Linked DNA regions of Homo sapiens: region 1 is linked to region 2. Evidence: chromatin loops called from intact Hi-C (ENCODE). Cell type or tissue: mammary epithelial cell. All regions are shown on one strand.

The links. Peaks named below come from ENCODE experiments on the same cell type or tissue, not always from the same donor. Only the 100,000 strongest peaks of a DNase experiment are listed, where the experiment ranks them.
Region 1: a loop joins it to region 2, with 2.9 times the contacts of the local background. A loop is called at or near these places in 2 of 110 quality-filtered maps.

The regions. Positions count from the first base shown.
Region 1 is chr19:46,368,643-46,376,642 of GRCh38, forward strand. PPP5C (protein phosphatase 5 catalytic subunit) reads left to right here. Exons shown (of 13, transcript NM_006247.4): 3 at 6,962-7,109; 4 at 7,811-7,932. Among named protein-coding and RNA genes, the nearest start is that of PPP5C, 26 kb to the left of the region's middle. In mammary epithelial cell, CTCF peaks have their summits at 4,400 (motif pointing right) and 5,629 (motif pointing right); DNase peaks (open chromatin) are centred at 1,369 and 5,429; H3K4me3 peaks cover 511 bases; H3K27ac peaks cover 3,017 bases.
Region 2 is chr19:46,078,664-46,086,663 of GRCh38, forward strand. It overlaps a transcript of IGFL2 not described here. Among named protein-coding and RNA genes, the nearest start is that of IGFL4, 42 kb to the left of the region's middle. In mammary epithelial cell, CTCF peaks have their summits at 82 (motif pointing right) and 3,745 (motif pointing right); DNase peaks (open chromatin) are centred at 78, 2,138, 3,788 and 4,188; H3K27ac peaks cover 446 bases.

The DNA.
Region 1 (8,000 bases), 290 kb after region 2:
AGATCTTAGTGTACCCGTCACCCGAGTACTGTACAGTGCACCCAGTACATAGATTTTACCCCTCACCCCTCCCACTCTCCCCCTTCTAGGTCTCCAGTTTCCATTATACCACTCTGTATGCCTTGCATACCCATAGCTTAGCTTCCACTTACAAGTGAGAACATAGAGTGTTTTATTTTCCATTAGTGAGTTATTTCACTTAGAATAATGGCCTCCAACTCCATCCAAGTCTACAAAAGACATTATTTTGCTCTTGTTTACGGGTAAAGTAGTATTCCTTCATGGGGATCTTGATCACCCTTCCCTTCTGCAAGCTATCACACTGGTCCACGACACTGATGGCATTTTACTAATTGGACCTAGTGAGCATGAAGCAGCTACTCTGTACTTATTGGTAAGACAGTGTGGAGTGAGGCAATTCTCCTAATAAACACCCTCTCATATATATCCACATGCATAGGTATAGTCATGCATTGCTTAACAAGGGGTAGTTTTTGAGAAGTGTGTTGTTAGGTGATTTCATTGTGTGAGCATCATAGAGTGTGCTTACACAAACCTCGATGTTACAGCTTACTGCATACACACCTAGGTTATGTGGCATGGCCGAGTGCTCCTAGGCTACACGCCTGTACAGCATGTTACTTTAGTGAATGCTGTGGCAACTGTAGCAAAACAGTAAGTATTTATGCATCTGAACGTAGAAAAGGGATGGTAAAGTCATGGCTTACACCTGTAATCCCAGCACTTTGGGAGGCCGAGGCGGGTGGATCACGAGGTCAGGAGATCAAGACCATCCTGGCCAACACGGTGAAACACCGTCTCTACTAAATATACAAAAAATTAGCCGGGCGTGGTGGCAGGTGCCTGTAGTCCTAGCCACTCTGGGGGCTGAGGCAGGAGAATGGCGTGAACCCGGGAGGCAGAGCTTGCAGTGAGCGGACATTGCGCCACTGCACCCCAGCCTGGGTGACAGGGCGAGACTCTGTCTCAAAAAAAAAAAAAAGGCCAGGCATGGTGGCTCACGCCTGTAATCCCAGCACTTTAGGAGTCTGAGGCGGGCAGATCACGAGGTCAGGAGTTCAGGACCAGCCTGGCCAAGATGGTGAAACCCCATCTCTACTAAAAATACAAAAATTAGCCAGGCGTGGTGGCATGCTCCTGTAATCCCAGCTACTCGGGAGGCTGAGGCAGGAGAATTGCTTGAACCCGGGAGGCGGAGGTTACAGTGAGCCGAGATCAAGCCATTGCACTCCAGCCTGGGCAGCAGAGCGAGACTCCGTCTGGAAAAAAAAAAAAAAAAAGATAAAATCTAGTACACCTGTTTAGGGCACTTACCATGAATAGAGCTTGCAGGACTGGAAGTTTCACTGGGTGAGTCAGTGCGTGAGTGGTGAGTGAATGTAAGGCTAGGACAGTAATGTGTATGTCTGTAGGCTTCATAAACACTGTACACTAGATTATATTAAATTTATTTTTAAAAGTTTTTGGTTCTTCAATAATAAATTAACCTTAGCTTACTGTAACTTACTTTATAAACTTTTTAATTTTTTAAAACTTTCTCACTTTGTTGTAATAACACTTAGCTTAAAACACACATATACACCTGTACAAAAATATTTTCTTTATATCCTTATTCTGTAAGCTTTTTTCTGTTGAAAAAATATTTCTTTTGCTTTTTAAACTTTTTTGTTAAAAACGAAGACACAAACGCAGACATTAGCCTAGGCCTACGCAGGGTCAGGAGATCAGTATCACTGTCTCCCACCTCCACACCGTGTCCCACTGGAAGGTCCTCTGGGGCTGTCACACGCATGGAGCTGTCATCTAGGGTGACAGTGCCTTCTGGATACCCCTGAAGGACCTGCGTGAGGCCCTTGAGAAGGTGTGGTTCTTTTCAGAAAAATGTCCATGGTGGTTCGCTTGGCTTCTTTTTTCGTCATGGATTTGTGTGAGTAATGGCGTTGTGCTGAGACATTCCCATGGCTGTGCTGTCACCAGGCAATAGGACTATTTCAGTGTGTTTATCTTCTGGGACCACACTTGTATATGTGGGCCACTGCTGACTAAACATCATTATACAGCTCATGACTGTGTGTATGTCTCTCTCTTTTTTTTTTGAGATGGGTCTTGCTCTGTCGCCCATGCTGGAGTGCAGTGGCGGGATCTCGGCTCACTGCAAGCTCCGCCTCCCGGGTTCATACCATTCTCCTGCTTCAGCCTCTCTAGTACCTGGGACTACAGGTGCCCGCCACTGCGTCCAGCTAATTTTTTATATTTTTAGTAGAGATGGGGTTTCACTATGTTAGCCAGGATGGTCTTGATCTCCTGACCTCATGATCCGCCCACCTCGGCCTCCCAAAGTGCTGGGATTACAGGCGTGAGCCACCACGTCCAGCCTGTGTGTGTGTGTCTCTCTCATTAGTTCTGTCTCTCTGGAGAACCCTGACTCTCATGATGGATGTCCCTCACGGGGTCCTTTTCCGGAAGACACCACCTATGTTCTTTCCTGTCTATGCTTGGAACTTGGGTGCAAACCTAGGCCGGATCTGGGGGACTCCCTCTGTGCTCCCTGGCCCTTCCTGGGATCTCCTGATTTTTGTTCTGTGGCTTTGGGTTCCTTACATCAGAGTCCAGCACAGTCAGTTAGAAATGCGTGTTGCCTTGCAAGCGGATACTAGTGCCTGTACACCTACAGCATGGATCTGTGAAAGTAACAGGAATAGTCACAACCACTATTTCATCCAGCGCTCGCCAGGGCCCAGGGTGTGACCTTCATGCAGTAATATAACTCATTTCATCTTCACGGCTACCCTGCGCAGTGGAGACTCTCTTTGTCCCTGGTTTATAGGTGAGGAAACCAAGGCCCAGAGGGTAGCTCACTCCACTGAGGTTGCACAGCCAGGAGGTGGCAGCTTTGTCCCAGAGTCAGGCCATAAGCAGGGCAGGCGCAGCGGGTCCGAGTTTCTCGGCACAGCACTCACCCTTAGCTCAGGCAGTGCACCTTGGTGGTCTCTCTGACTTATTATACAGAGAATGCTGGGTATGACTTGCCAAACTCATTCACCAGAAACTAACCCACTAGGGTAAAAACCCTTATGTCAGGCTTCAGGCTGTCACTAGCAGCGGCATTTCCTGCCCTGGAAACCTGACTTCCCCCAGCTGCCTGCATGCCTCAGGCAGGCACGGCTCCCTTCTGGGCTGCTGCTCATTGTCTGCATGTTGGAGATATTCAGAATGCCCTGTTACACCTTGTACTGTGGGTCCACTCCATGTGGGATCTTGATGCTGCTCTATAATCCCTCACCCTTAGTTTTAAAACCCAAGCAGTTCTGAAGAACAGTTGTTCTGGTAAGTTTGGGCAGCTCGTTCAGTGGCAAAACCTGACCTGAACTACTAAGAAGCTGCTGATGGTCTTGATTACTCTCCAGTGGCATGTCTGGAGGTTTTGCTGCAGAAATGGCCGTGTATGTGCTTGTGATTACTAGGTACTGCCTTGGACCTGCTGGGGGTGTCCTATGATAGAGCATGTACACAAAATCATGTGGGTTTTTTTGTATTGTTTTGTTTTGGTTTTTTTTTGAGACAGAATCTCACTGTGTTACCCAGGCTGGAGTGTGATGGCACAATCATGACTCACTGCAGCCTTACCTGGGCTCAAGCAATCCTCCCACCTCAGCCCCCCAAAGTAGCTGGGACTACAGGCATGCACCACCATACCTGGCTAGCTTTTTGTTGTTGTTGTTATTTTTTTCTAGAGATAGGGACTCACTATGTTGTCCAGGCTGGTCTTGAACTCCTGAGCTCAAGTGATCCTCCCACCTCAGCCTCCCACAGTGGTGGGATTATAGGTGTGAGCCACCACACCCGGCCATCTACCAAATCACCTTACTAAAATCCAAAAAATTCCCAATCCCCAAATACACGCAGCCCCCAGGGCTTCTTCGGGGATTGTGAACCTGTGTTACCATTTCACCAGCTCCAGACATCATTACCCATGAGTACTCGCTGACGAAGATAATGCTTTTAGAAACAACTTGTTTACTTAGCACTGTGGATTCACCTGCAGTTGTAAGAAGTAATGCAGAAATCCCAGTTTTCCCTAAAGGTATATCTGGCATAACTACATAAATATCACAGTCAGAATACTGACCTTGATACAATCCAACTGCCACTTTAAAAAAAAAGTTCAGTGTGAAGTTCTGACCCGGTGGGCCTTCAGGAGCTGAGTCCCTTCTGGTCTGGACTGAATGACCTTCCTCAGGAGCAGGAGCCCAGCAGGGCATCTTCACTGTCCCAGCTAGACCTTGCGTGTCGCAGCAGCTACAGTAGCAGCAGGCCTTGGGATGAGCACTTGCCTGCTGCTGCCTGGCATTAAGTTCTCACGACAATCCTCCAGGGGGTGCTGGCACCACCCCTACTTTCTAGAAACTGAGGGAGGCTTGAGATGTGAGGCCGCCTGTCCTGGCAGGCCTGGATTCAGACCCAGGAGGCCTAGTCCCAGAGCCCAGGCTCATAACCACTGCCCCACGCTGCCTCCCTGGAGGGCATGCAGTGTGCCCCAGGGACGAGAGGCCCAGGCAGGGAGGGGAGGTGGTGGAAGGGGAGCCCATCCCAGCGTGCATAGCGGAAATCAGGAGCCTGGGCTTTGGCGCAGTTTCGCCTGGGAGAGAAGGGAATCCTGGCTTCCTGGGTGGGTGACTTCACCTCCCCGGGCCTTGGTTTTCTTGTCTGTCAGATGAGGATTGTGAAAACACTGCCATGTAGAGGTGCATGGAGGATAAATGAGCAAGTGAATTGCTTACACAATATTAGGCACATAGTAAGTGCTCTAGAAGTGAGCTGTGTATTATTATTGTTGCCGCTGCCACTGTTGGTATTCCCACTCCCTTTCTCCTCCCTGCGCTGTCATTGTTTGCCTTCATCTGCCTTCCCAGCCCGCCCACCCCTGGAGAACAGGAGACTGGCGGGGAGGAAATGCTCAGTCACTCATTCATTTCTTTGGAGAAAGGGGGGAAGGGAAATTCATTGACTGCTGCACGCACAGCTATGGCTGAGCCTCAGCCCTGCCCTCACAGGGCCACCTTCCAGCGGGGTGGACAGACCGGTTCCGAACCAGCAGGGCTCACGGCTGGAACAAGGGAGCCCAGGGGCCTTTGGGAGCCCAGAGGGGGTGCCTGACCCAGCCTCTGGGGCTTCCTAGAGGAGGGATCAGTGGGGCTGAGACCTGGAGGAGGAGCTGGAGGTGCAAATGAGGTGCTCTGGGCAGAGGCAGCCTGCATAAAGGCCTGGAGCCAGCATGCCGGGGACATGAGTGGTCTGGCTGGGAGGTATAGAGGGGTGGGAGGAGCCGCATGGGCCAGGCCACATGCTGGTTTGGATGCCAGCCGGGTGTGGGCACATAACCACTCCTCATTGGGAAGGATGCCAGGGGCTGCCTGGCACTGTCTTCCTCCCCTGCCTTACACCCACCCACAGCCCAGGTGGAGCTGCCTGGCAGGGTGCCCTAGGCCTGCCCAGACAGGGAGGAGGCCGTGGCCTGCTGGGCCTGGGCTCTTCTCACCCCGCTTGGCGCACACACCTGTTTCCAGCATGGATGAGCCTCACCCCCTGCTTCTGTCACACCAACCTGCAGGGGTCAGTGGGTGTCTCTGTGGAGGTTTCTGAGTCACGCTGCCAGGCTTTCCACCAGAGGCCACCCCTGCTCCTTGAGGGCCGGCCCTGGGACCTCCCAGTCTGTCCTCTGGCACAGGAGATACGGGGGTCTGCTCCTGGGGAGGCTAAGGATGGTGGGCAGGTCAGACGGGGGTCTACGTGACTAAACAGGTGAAGTCACTTGCCCAAAGTCACATGGCAAGTAAGTAGCAGAGCCAGGATCTGAATCCAGCCCCCAAATCCAGTCTGCTTTTCAGGTTAGAAGATCAGAGTTTGCAGGAATCGGGGTAAATAAGGTTGCGGGGATAGGGCTCCTTTCACTGGGAACTTGCTATGTCCCAAAGCTGAACGCCCCATGCCTATTGTGTATGATCTGGTCATCAGCGCAGCAGCCCCAGAAGGGGGACCGTGAAGAGCAGTGGGCGCCCACGTGGAGTTTCCTTTCACCTGGCACCACTGTGCAGGGTTCACAAGCATTCACCCATGCAGCTCTCCCAGTGGCCCTCTTGAGGGAGATATATATGGTTCTCAGTCCCACCTCAGAGAGAAACTGAGCCACAGAGAGGCAGACTCACCTGCCTGAGGTCACCCAGCTCATGACTTGCAGAGCTGGGATTTGAACCCGGTCTCAGGGATCTGTGACCCTCAGTTCCTCTCTTCAGTGGACAAAACAGGGAAATCTTTTGTCCTGGGCCTCCCCAGAGTGTGAGGGAGGGAAGTAACAGCACTCGGTGCTGCTGCCCACCTGCCCCTGCTGCATGCCGGGCCCCCTGTGTTACTTATTCCTTCCCACAGCCCTGGCAGGGGAGCCCTGTGTCACCTCCCTGTTAGAGATTAGGTAACCTGGGCTTGGGGAGTCCATGTCGTCCAGCAAGTCATTGGCCCTTTGTGTGAGTCTGGGCTGTTCTGTGACCGTAGACCCAGCCGGGCCCTTCCTCTCATGCTCCGCCACCTTGGTAGTCACGATAGTAGCATCAGGACCTGTGCTTGGGATGCTGCTCACCCCACAGGGATTCTCACAGGGCACCTGAAGCTGAGCCCGCAGTCCTCAGACAGGCAGTTGTTTGATTTTAGCGCGCTCATAGCTAAGATTGATGAAGTGCACCCATGCGGGCAGCTTTGCTGTGCCCAGTTTTGGGGTGCAGAAACCAAGGCTCGGCAGTTAAATACGTCTAGGGTTGCACCATCAGCACCTGGCGCCCAGGCGGTCTGACTTCCACTTTCATGGAACCCAGGGCTGGGCAGCCTGGGGGCAACCGCTGTGCCCCCACCTCAGCCTCAGTGTGCACGCCCCTTCCCTCCCACCCAGGTGGTCAAGGTGAAGCCCCATGACAAGGATGCCAAAATGAAATACCAGGAGTGCAACAAGATCGTGAAGCAGAAGGCCTTTGAGCGGGCCATCGCGGGCGACGAGCACAAGCGCTCCGTGGTGGACTCGCTGGACATCGAGAGCATGAGTGAGTCAGGCCTGGATGCTCCACGCTCCAGCCCAGAACATTCCACACGGGCCTTCTCCATTCCCTGGGGGTGGGGTTGGGCTCAGGGGTGGCCCCTTGTTCTGTCCCCAGGCTGGTGTCTGTCGCTCCTCTGCCTGTGTTCCAGGGCGCTCCATCCACAGCCCAAAGCTGGGCCTCACGCTTCCCAGTGAGCGAGATTGGAGAGCCATGGTCCCCCTGCCATTTCACGGGCCCTTCCTCCGGGTAGTAGCACAGTCCCCACAGGCTGTGTCTGATTCACCTCTAGGTGCTGAGAAGATCCAAGGGATTGTTGTGGATCATCCCACAGATGATTATTGAGCATCTCCTATGTGCCCGGCACTGTCCTAGGCACTAGGGGTACAGCTATGAACAAAACCCTTCCTGTCCACATGGAGCCGATATTCTAGGAGGGAGATAAGATGATGAATAAGTCATGAAATGAATAGTGCTAAGTGCCATAAAACTGAATAGAGTAAAGGGGGGTGGGTGAAGGAAGACAGGGAGGTCAGGAAGAGGCCTCTGGGCCAGACCTGACCCAGGAGGGGACTCTTCACTCACTCTGTCCCGCTCTCGACCTGTGTGTCCACACCCAAGTTTTCCCCATCCCTGGGAGCGAGACCCCCTTCTCCCTCATAGTGGCTGTGGTCACTGACTCTCGTGTCCCGTTGTTCACACCCTAGCCATTGAGGATGAGTACAGCGGACCCAAGCTTGAAGACGGCAAAGTGACAATCAGTTTCATGAAGGAGCTCATGCAGTGGTACAAGGACCAGAAGAAACTGCACCGGAAATGTGCCTACCAGGTAATGCATCTGTCAGGTACTGGGCACCCGGGAACCCTGGGATGGCATCACAGCACTGCCAGCCGCGG
Region 2 (8,000 bases):
GCTATGTATCAATTCACCACAGTCCGTCAAAAGGCCTGTGACGCACTCTCTCTGGGGGTATTTGAGCCGATATCCCAGTAGTCAACACTAGATGGCAGTAGGAGACTGCTCAGAAAATGGAGAGCGGCGCCCACCTTGCAGTGCGCAGGCGTCGTCAGTAGACATCGCGCAGGCGTCGTCAGTAGACATCGCGCAGGCGTCGTCAGTAGACATCGCGCAGGCGTCGTCAGTAGACATCGCGCAGGCGTCGTCAGTAGACATCGCGCAGGCGTCGTCAGTAGACATCGCGCAGGCGTCGTCAGTAGACATCGCGCAGGCGTCGTCAGTAGACATCGCGCAGGCGTCGTCAGTAGACATCGCGCAGGCGTCGTCAGTAGACATCGCGCAGGCGTCGTCAGTAGACATCGCGCAGGCGTCGTCAGTAGACATCGCGCAGGCGTCGTCAGTAGACATCGCGCAGGCGTCGTCAGTAGACATCGCGCAGGCGATGGGTGAGGCGGCTTTGGCCGCCATGTTTTCGTCGCAGTAACTGCCTTGGTGTCAGTAGTCATTGCCAGTTTCGGGCGTTCTGGACAATTGGGATGCTGCAGAGTTCATGGCTGGGGCTGCTCGTTGGGTGGGACAAGAATCCTCTGCAATGGTTTGTTTTGGCTGCCCAGGAGGTGCGTCAAGTCGCTGCCGCTCCCCTCGTGGGCGTCAGGCCTCAAGAGTTCCCCGCCTAGAAAATGGAGCTCAGCGAGTCGTGCGTACCATGGTGCACCTGGTTTTGCAGCCTAAGCGGGTCACTTTAGTGCATCCTCCTCGCGGATTGGAGCCTGTTTGCACCCCTATAGCCCGAATGAGACCCAAGTCACACGGGCTCAGAAGTTCTTTGCCCCTGGCCATGATCCCCCAGCCAGCCACCCGAGTTTCCAGGCCTCAGGCGCTTTGGAAACGCCTGTACGTCGCCTGTACCTGAATGGCAGGTACTCATCTGCTTTAGCTACATCATAGTCTGCACCACTTCTGCCAGCTCGATTGCAGCCTGGATTTGAGTCAGAAACTTTTCATGGTGGATGAGGGTTGTAAATATCCAAAGCGACTCCAGATGAAATTGCCCTCATCAAAGGAAGCTCAGATGACAGATTTCTGCATAGAAGCCAAAAAAGCCTTCCCTCAAGGAAAGAGTCAGTTTCAAGTATTTGCAAACTCAGAACAGTGTCAATTTTAGATCACTACAATGCTGCCCATCAAGGAAGAACCCTATTGCTCCCTGGCGTCTCTCCTTGAGCCCTAAACACAGTAGATTCAGAAACTAAGTCAGCAAATGGAGGAAGATTCTTAACCGTGATAAGTTGGAAAACGTGCGTCAGAGGGCCACATCCCTTCCTCGAGTTCAGGCTACCACCTGACTGCAGGTCAGAGCTGGAAGAGACAGTGAAAATGTAAGTTTAAATAAAGATTGTCGTTTTCACTTTTACATACTTAAAGCCATTTTAAATGAGTCACGGGCAGATATTTATTAAATAAAATGACCAAAAAATTAATGGGATTTGACCTAACTTTTATCCTGGGGCAGGGGAAGAACTAGCACTGCAGAATACATTTAAGCTGCGAGCCGTGGCTCCTGCCTGTAATTCCAGCACTTTGGGAGGCCAAGATGGGAGAATCACTTGAGGCCAGGAGTTTGAGACCATTCTCATCAACATAGCGAGTCAACTTAGGGAGATCCCATCTCTATTTATTTTTTAAAATAAAAAAAAGAATAAATTTAAAAGGAAAGAGGTGTGAAAACGACAGCTACTTAGTAATTAAATTCTGTGAGTCATGGCTTGTTCATGGGAATGATTCTATTTGAATGTTATAATAATTTTGTTTCTAATTTCAGAAAGTATTTTGGTCCTTCTGACCAAGTCTTTGTATCTGTGTAAATCATGAGTTAAAGAAATAACTTTCCAAAAAGAGGTTGAGATCTTCTGATTCAGGACTTAAGCATTGTGAGTGTCAAGGGGGTGTGGTGTCAGTGTTGAGATGTGTGGCCCTGTCCCTGTTGGTGGTCTTGGTTTCAGACTTCTGTCAGGAAAGAGTCAGACAGTGTTGACTAGGAAAAGGAGTTCTGTGGTGTCTGTGGTTTGGTCTGTGGTAATTTTGCTGAGCCAGAAAGGGAATTCCAGCCTTGATGTCCAGGGCTGACTCTCCGGGCAGGCTGCCCATTGGTGAGTGGGAGCAGTGCCTGCTGTGCTTTCAGGACTGTGTCCATCACTTCCTGTCCAGGTGGACACTGTAGCGCAGGCTTCCCATTGATGGACGGGAACCTGATCTCCCTGTGCTTTTACTGCCATGCTCATCACGCACTGGGGATCATCAGCCCACCTTTTAAACCCAGCCCACAATTGGCCAGTTATCTTGTGGGTGATAGTGCAACTGTCTGTGTCGCCAGGCTTCCCACACAACTATCTGCATCTGGTTTGGACTGGCTAAACCAGGCCACACCAAAGGTCAGGGGAGCCTTAGATACATAACGCTTATTTCAGGTGTGAGGGAGCATGTGAAGGCACCCTGATTGCATCTTTAGGAAGTGTTCATTATCGTGATTGCGTTTTTATATGTAACATTTAAAATATTGTCTAACTTATTACTTTAAAATAATTTTAGACTTACAAAGAAGTTGCAAAAACAGTATGGTGAATTTGTCTTTTTCACTCAGCTTCCTCTAATGTTGCATAGCCTTAATAAAATTATTGAAACCAGAAAACTAATACTGACATAATACTATTAACTGATCTGCAGACCTTATTTGAGTTTCATCAGTTGTCCCACTCGTGTCCGCTTTCTGGTCTAGGATGCAATCCAGAATTCAGTGTTGCAATTCGTTATTGTGTTTCCTTACTCTCCTCTATTCTAGGATAGTTCTTCCTTAAGCCTTACCTGTCTGATAAGCCTTGTCTTATCAGACAGATAGTCTTGTCTGTGTATATGCAGCCTAGCCCTCAGCCAGGAATTTGGGGAAGACTCCACAAGGACATGTGGTGCTTACCTCTGCACAGTTCTTCTTTGATACCATACCTCAGAGACTCCAGGCTCACCAGCTGCCCTGAATGCCCTCAGTGCTGCAGAACTGCTGTCCTGTGCTCAGATCCCAGCTATCTGCATTGCACTTGGGAAATTGTTCTTTGACAACTTGTTTATCTAAGGGCTCACCCTGTAAATGTCCATCCCTTGTGGAATTGCAGTCTTGTGCTACCTGTTGTCTGGTACCTAAACACAGTGGCTTCATATACTTTATTCTGTGTGCAGTTTTATAGTTGTTAATGTCAAGAGAGCTAGTCTAGTTTCAGTTAACACCATCATGGCTAGAAATGGGAGAATCCTCACTTTCATTTTGAAGGCTATTTTAGCAGAGTATACACTTCTACATTGGCTGTTTCATTCTTTCACTCTTTAATGAGGAAATTCCTTGTTAGTACTATTCATGTCCTTGGTTAGCAGGCCAGTCATGCTTTCAGGAGTCTAGTTTTCACACCATCTTCTCTTCAGTTCAAATTACTGTTACTTTCCTTTTCTGTTTCCCCATACCTGGGTCCATGAAGATGTATTTACTATTACTACTATCATTATTAAGACAGTTAAACTCTCCTGGGTTCCTAGGTGGGAGAGAAGTTTAACTGTCTACAAGTATAAGGGGAGAACTGGAAGGCAAAAGAGGGTAGCCTTTTGGGGCAAGGTGTTTCTCTTTAGAGAGACTGTAATTCTCTTGATCCCCACAGGGTGGAGGTAAACTTGGCTGGTTTCCTAGTTCAGTGCATACTAAACCTCTGAACTTGCTTGTGTGCCACTGAAGAGAGGGAAGACACATTGAGGAGAAATGCGGAGCTGATACAGACAGGCATATTGTACACAACCAAGATAAGTGGGATCAAGCCGCCCTGTAAGAGAGAGGGTAGAAGCAGGGACTTCTGGCTCCCTGAACTGTTAACTGTGTCTCCATTTTTTTTTTTTTTTGAAGACACTCCACTCTGTCACGCAGCTGGAGCGCAGTGGTGCAGTCATGGCTCACTGCAGCCTTGATCTTCTGGGCTGAAGTCGTGTCTTCATTTTTGATAGGAACGTTATTTTGACAAAATGTGGGACAGCTGATGAGCCTATAGATGTAACTCTCTGATGTAGTCAGTTAGTCATATGGGTAGCTCTCCTTGACAAACTGCATAGGAATCTCTTTTGTCCTCTTAGTAGGTGGTAATTTTCCCCTGGGTGTGGGATGGCTAAGAAGGACTTGCACAATTACATAACCATGGGTGACATCTCCAGAAAGAAAACCTCCGATAAACATGACATTTTCTCTTTTGGGGCATTTGGATTCAGTGCATTTTATTGGCAACTGTCCTATGTGTTTAAATTCCTAGAACTGAAACCCTGGACGCACGGTAGCTCATAATTCTTGTTACATAAGATAATTTGTTTATTGTTTTAGTTTTCAATTAGTTTTTCCTTAACATATAACTGAGTGCATCATAAACAATTTGCTTTAGAATTTCTACTTCCAGGGCTGTTACTGACTGGATGCAGTGCACAAAGACATACGTATAAGACTATTTTTTTGTGATATTTTAGAGCAATGGTGAAAAGTTGGGAACAACTTAAATCGTTTTCAACAGAAGACTAATGAAATAAATTACTGAAACTTATTCACAAAATGGAAATCTAGGCAGCTGTAAGAAATGGATATGTGCTCTTAGGGATTTAAAGGGGTGTGTATAACATTATCCCATAAAGACTAAAGTGTGGTACGTGTGTACATTTATATTAATATGTATGCAAATGTGTAGAATATAGAAAAATTCAGACACTATGTTGTAAACACAGTTACTTTGGGGAGGAGAGGAGGTGCGATGAGAGAATACCAACCATGGCTGTATAATCTCTATTTCTGAACATACACAACATTTTTCAAGAAAATATATTACTTTATTATTTGAATTATTATTTTCAGCCATATGTATAGACTGAAAGGAGAGAGAGACAAGGAGACAGAAAGAGACAGTGACAGAGAGGACAGAAGAGTCACAAAGAGTGGGAGGAGAGAAAGGGAAGGACCTTAGCCACAGAAAGTTGAGAGGAGAGTAAGTTGGAAGAGGTAGTGATTAGAGATTTTGCGCATTGACAGTGGTTGACTTGGCTTCTGGGGTAGGCCCTGGAACAAAGTCCTCTGATCCTCGGTTGTTTGGGAATAGTCAATTATGTAAGGGTATTCTGGTGCTACCAGTTTTGTGCAATGGTGGGCATTTACTGCTATAAACTTCCCTCTTAGACCTGCTTTTGCTTTTTCCTACAGATTTTGGTATGTTGTGTTTCCATTTTGTTTGTCTCAAGAAATTTTTAAATTTCCCTTTTAATTTCTTCACTGACCCAATGATTGGTCAGGAACATGTTGTTTAATTCCCATGTCTTTGTACTGTTTCTGAAGTTCCTCCTGTTACGGATTTCTAGTATTATACCATTGAGTTAGAAAAGATACTTGATATGATTTCAGTCTTCTTAAATTTGTTAAGACTTGTTTTGTGGCATACATATGATATATCCTGGAGAATGCTCATGTGCAGTTGAGAAGAATGTGTATTCTGCAGCTGTTGGATGAACTGTTTTGTATAAATCTATTAAGTTCATTTGGTCTAGAGTATAGTTTGAATCTGATGTTTCTTTATTGATTTTGTTTTGTCTGGTTGATCTGTCCATTGCTGAAAGTGGGGTGTTGAAGTCCCCTACTATTACTGCATTGCTCTCTCTCTTTACTATTACTGCATCTGTCTCTCTCTTCAGATATATTAATATGTTAGGCCATTCCTACATTGCCATAAAGAAATAGCTGAGACTGGATAATTTATATAAAAAAAGAGCTTTCATTGACTCACAATTATGCAAGCTGTACAGGAAGCATGGTGCCAACATCTGCTTCTGAGGAGGCCTCAGGAAGCTTACAATCATGGCAGAAGGCACAGTGGGAGCAGAAGCTAGAGAGAGAGTGTGTGTGGGAGGTGTCACACACTTTTAAAAAACCAGATCTTACAAGAACTTATCACCAAGGGATGGCACTAAGCCATTCATGAGGGATATGTCCCCATGATACAAGCACTTCCCACTGGTGCCCCCTCCAACACTGGGTATTACATTTCAACATGAGATTTGGTGGGAATACAAAGATCCAGACCATATCATTCCACCCCTGTCTCCACATCTCGTGTCCTTTTCACGTTGCAAAATACAACCATGCCTTCCCAACAGTCCTGAAAAGTCTTTACTCATTCCGGCATCAACTCAGTCAAAAGTCTCAAGTCTCATCTGGACATGAATTCCTTCCACCTATGAGCCCGTAAAATCAAAACAAGTTATTTACTGCCAACATACCATGGGAGTACAGCTATTGGGTCGCTCTCCAAAAGGGAGAAGTTGACCAAAAGAAAGGGGCTACAGGCCCCAATGCAAGTTTGAAACCCAGCAGGGCAGTCATTAAAACTTAAAGCTCCTGCAGTGAGCCGAGATTGCGCCACTGCACTCCAGCCTGGGCAACAGAGTGAGACTCCAGCTCAAAAAAAAAGGAAAACAAAAAACACCAAAAGAAAACAAAACAAAACAAAAAAACTTAAAGCTCCAAAATAGTCTCTCTTGACTCCAGACTGTAGTGTTGGGTGCATGTGTATTTCATATAGTTAAGTCTTCTTGTTGAATCTGACCCTCTATCATTATGTAATGCCCTTCTTTTTCCTTTTTGATCATTATTGGTTTAAAGTCTGTTTTGTCTAGAATAAGAATAGCAACCCCTGCTCTTTTTTGTTCTCTGTTTGCTTGATAGATCTTTCTCCATCCCTTTACTTTGAGCCATTTAATTTGAGATGGGTCTCTTGAATACAGTATACAGTTGGGTCTTGCTTCTTTATCTAACATGCTCCTCTGTCTTTTAAGTGGGGCATTTAGCCTGTTTACATTCAAGTTTAATATTGATATGTGAGGGTTTGATCCTGTCATCATGTTGTTAGCTGGTTGTTATGTAGACCTGATTGTATAGTTGCTTTATAGTGACAGTGGGCCATATACTTAAGTGTGTTTTTGTGGTGGCTGGTAATGGCGTTTTGTTTCCATGTTTAACACTCCCTTAAGGAACTCTTGTAAGGCAGGTCTGGCAGTAATGAAGTCCCTTAGCATTTGCTTGTATGAAAAGGATTTTCTTTTCTCCTTTGCATTTTTGTTCTTTGCAACAACAAAGAAACCATACAGGAACATTGGTTGCCTTCTGGGACACCAACAATTCAAATATTTTATTGCTTTAATAGTGCTTCATATTTCATGTAGGCTCCACTCATTCTTTTAAATTATTTTTTCTTTGTTTTTGTCTGACTAGGTTACTTCAAAAGACCCATCTTTAAGTTCTGGGATTCTTTCTTCTGCTTGATATGGTCTATTTTTGAAGCCTTTGAGTGTATTTTCTATTTCATTCAATGGATTCTTCAGTTCTAGAATTTATCTTTGGTTCTCTTTAATGATACCTATCTCTTTGGTGATAAATTTCTCATTCATAGCCCGAATTGTTTTTCTAATATTGTTGGTTTTTTTGTATTGTATGTCATTGAGAACAACTCACTTCTTTAATAACAACATATTGAATTTTTTCTGGGATTTCATAAATTCCTTTTTTTTCTTGTTTTTTGGAGATGGAGTCTCGCTCTGTCTCCCAGGTTGGAGTGCAGTGGTATTCCACTGTCCACTCCAATCTCCTTCTCCTGTGTTCAAGAAATTCTTGTATGTCAGCCTCCTGAGTACCTGGAATTACAGGTGCGCACCACCATGCCTGGCTAATTTTTGTATTTTTAGTAGAGACAGGGTTCCACCATGTTGGCCAGGCTCATCTCAAGCTCCTGACCTCAAGTGATCTGCCTACTTCGGCCTCCCAAAGTGCTGGGATTACAGGCATTCGCCACCACACCTGACCTCATAAATTCCTTTTTGATTGGGATCTGTTGCTAGTGAAT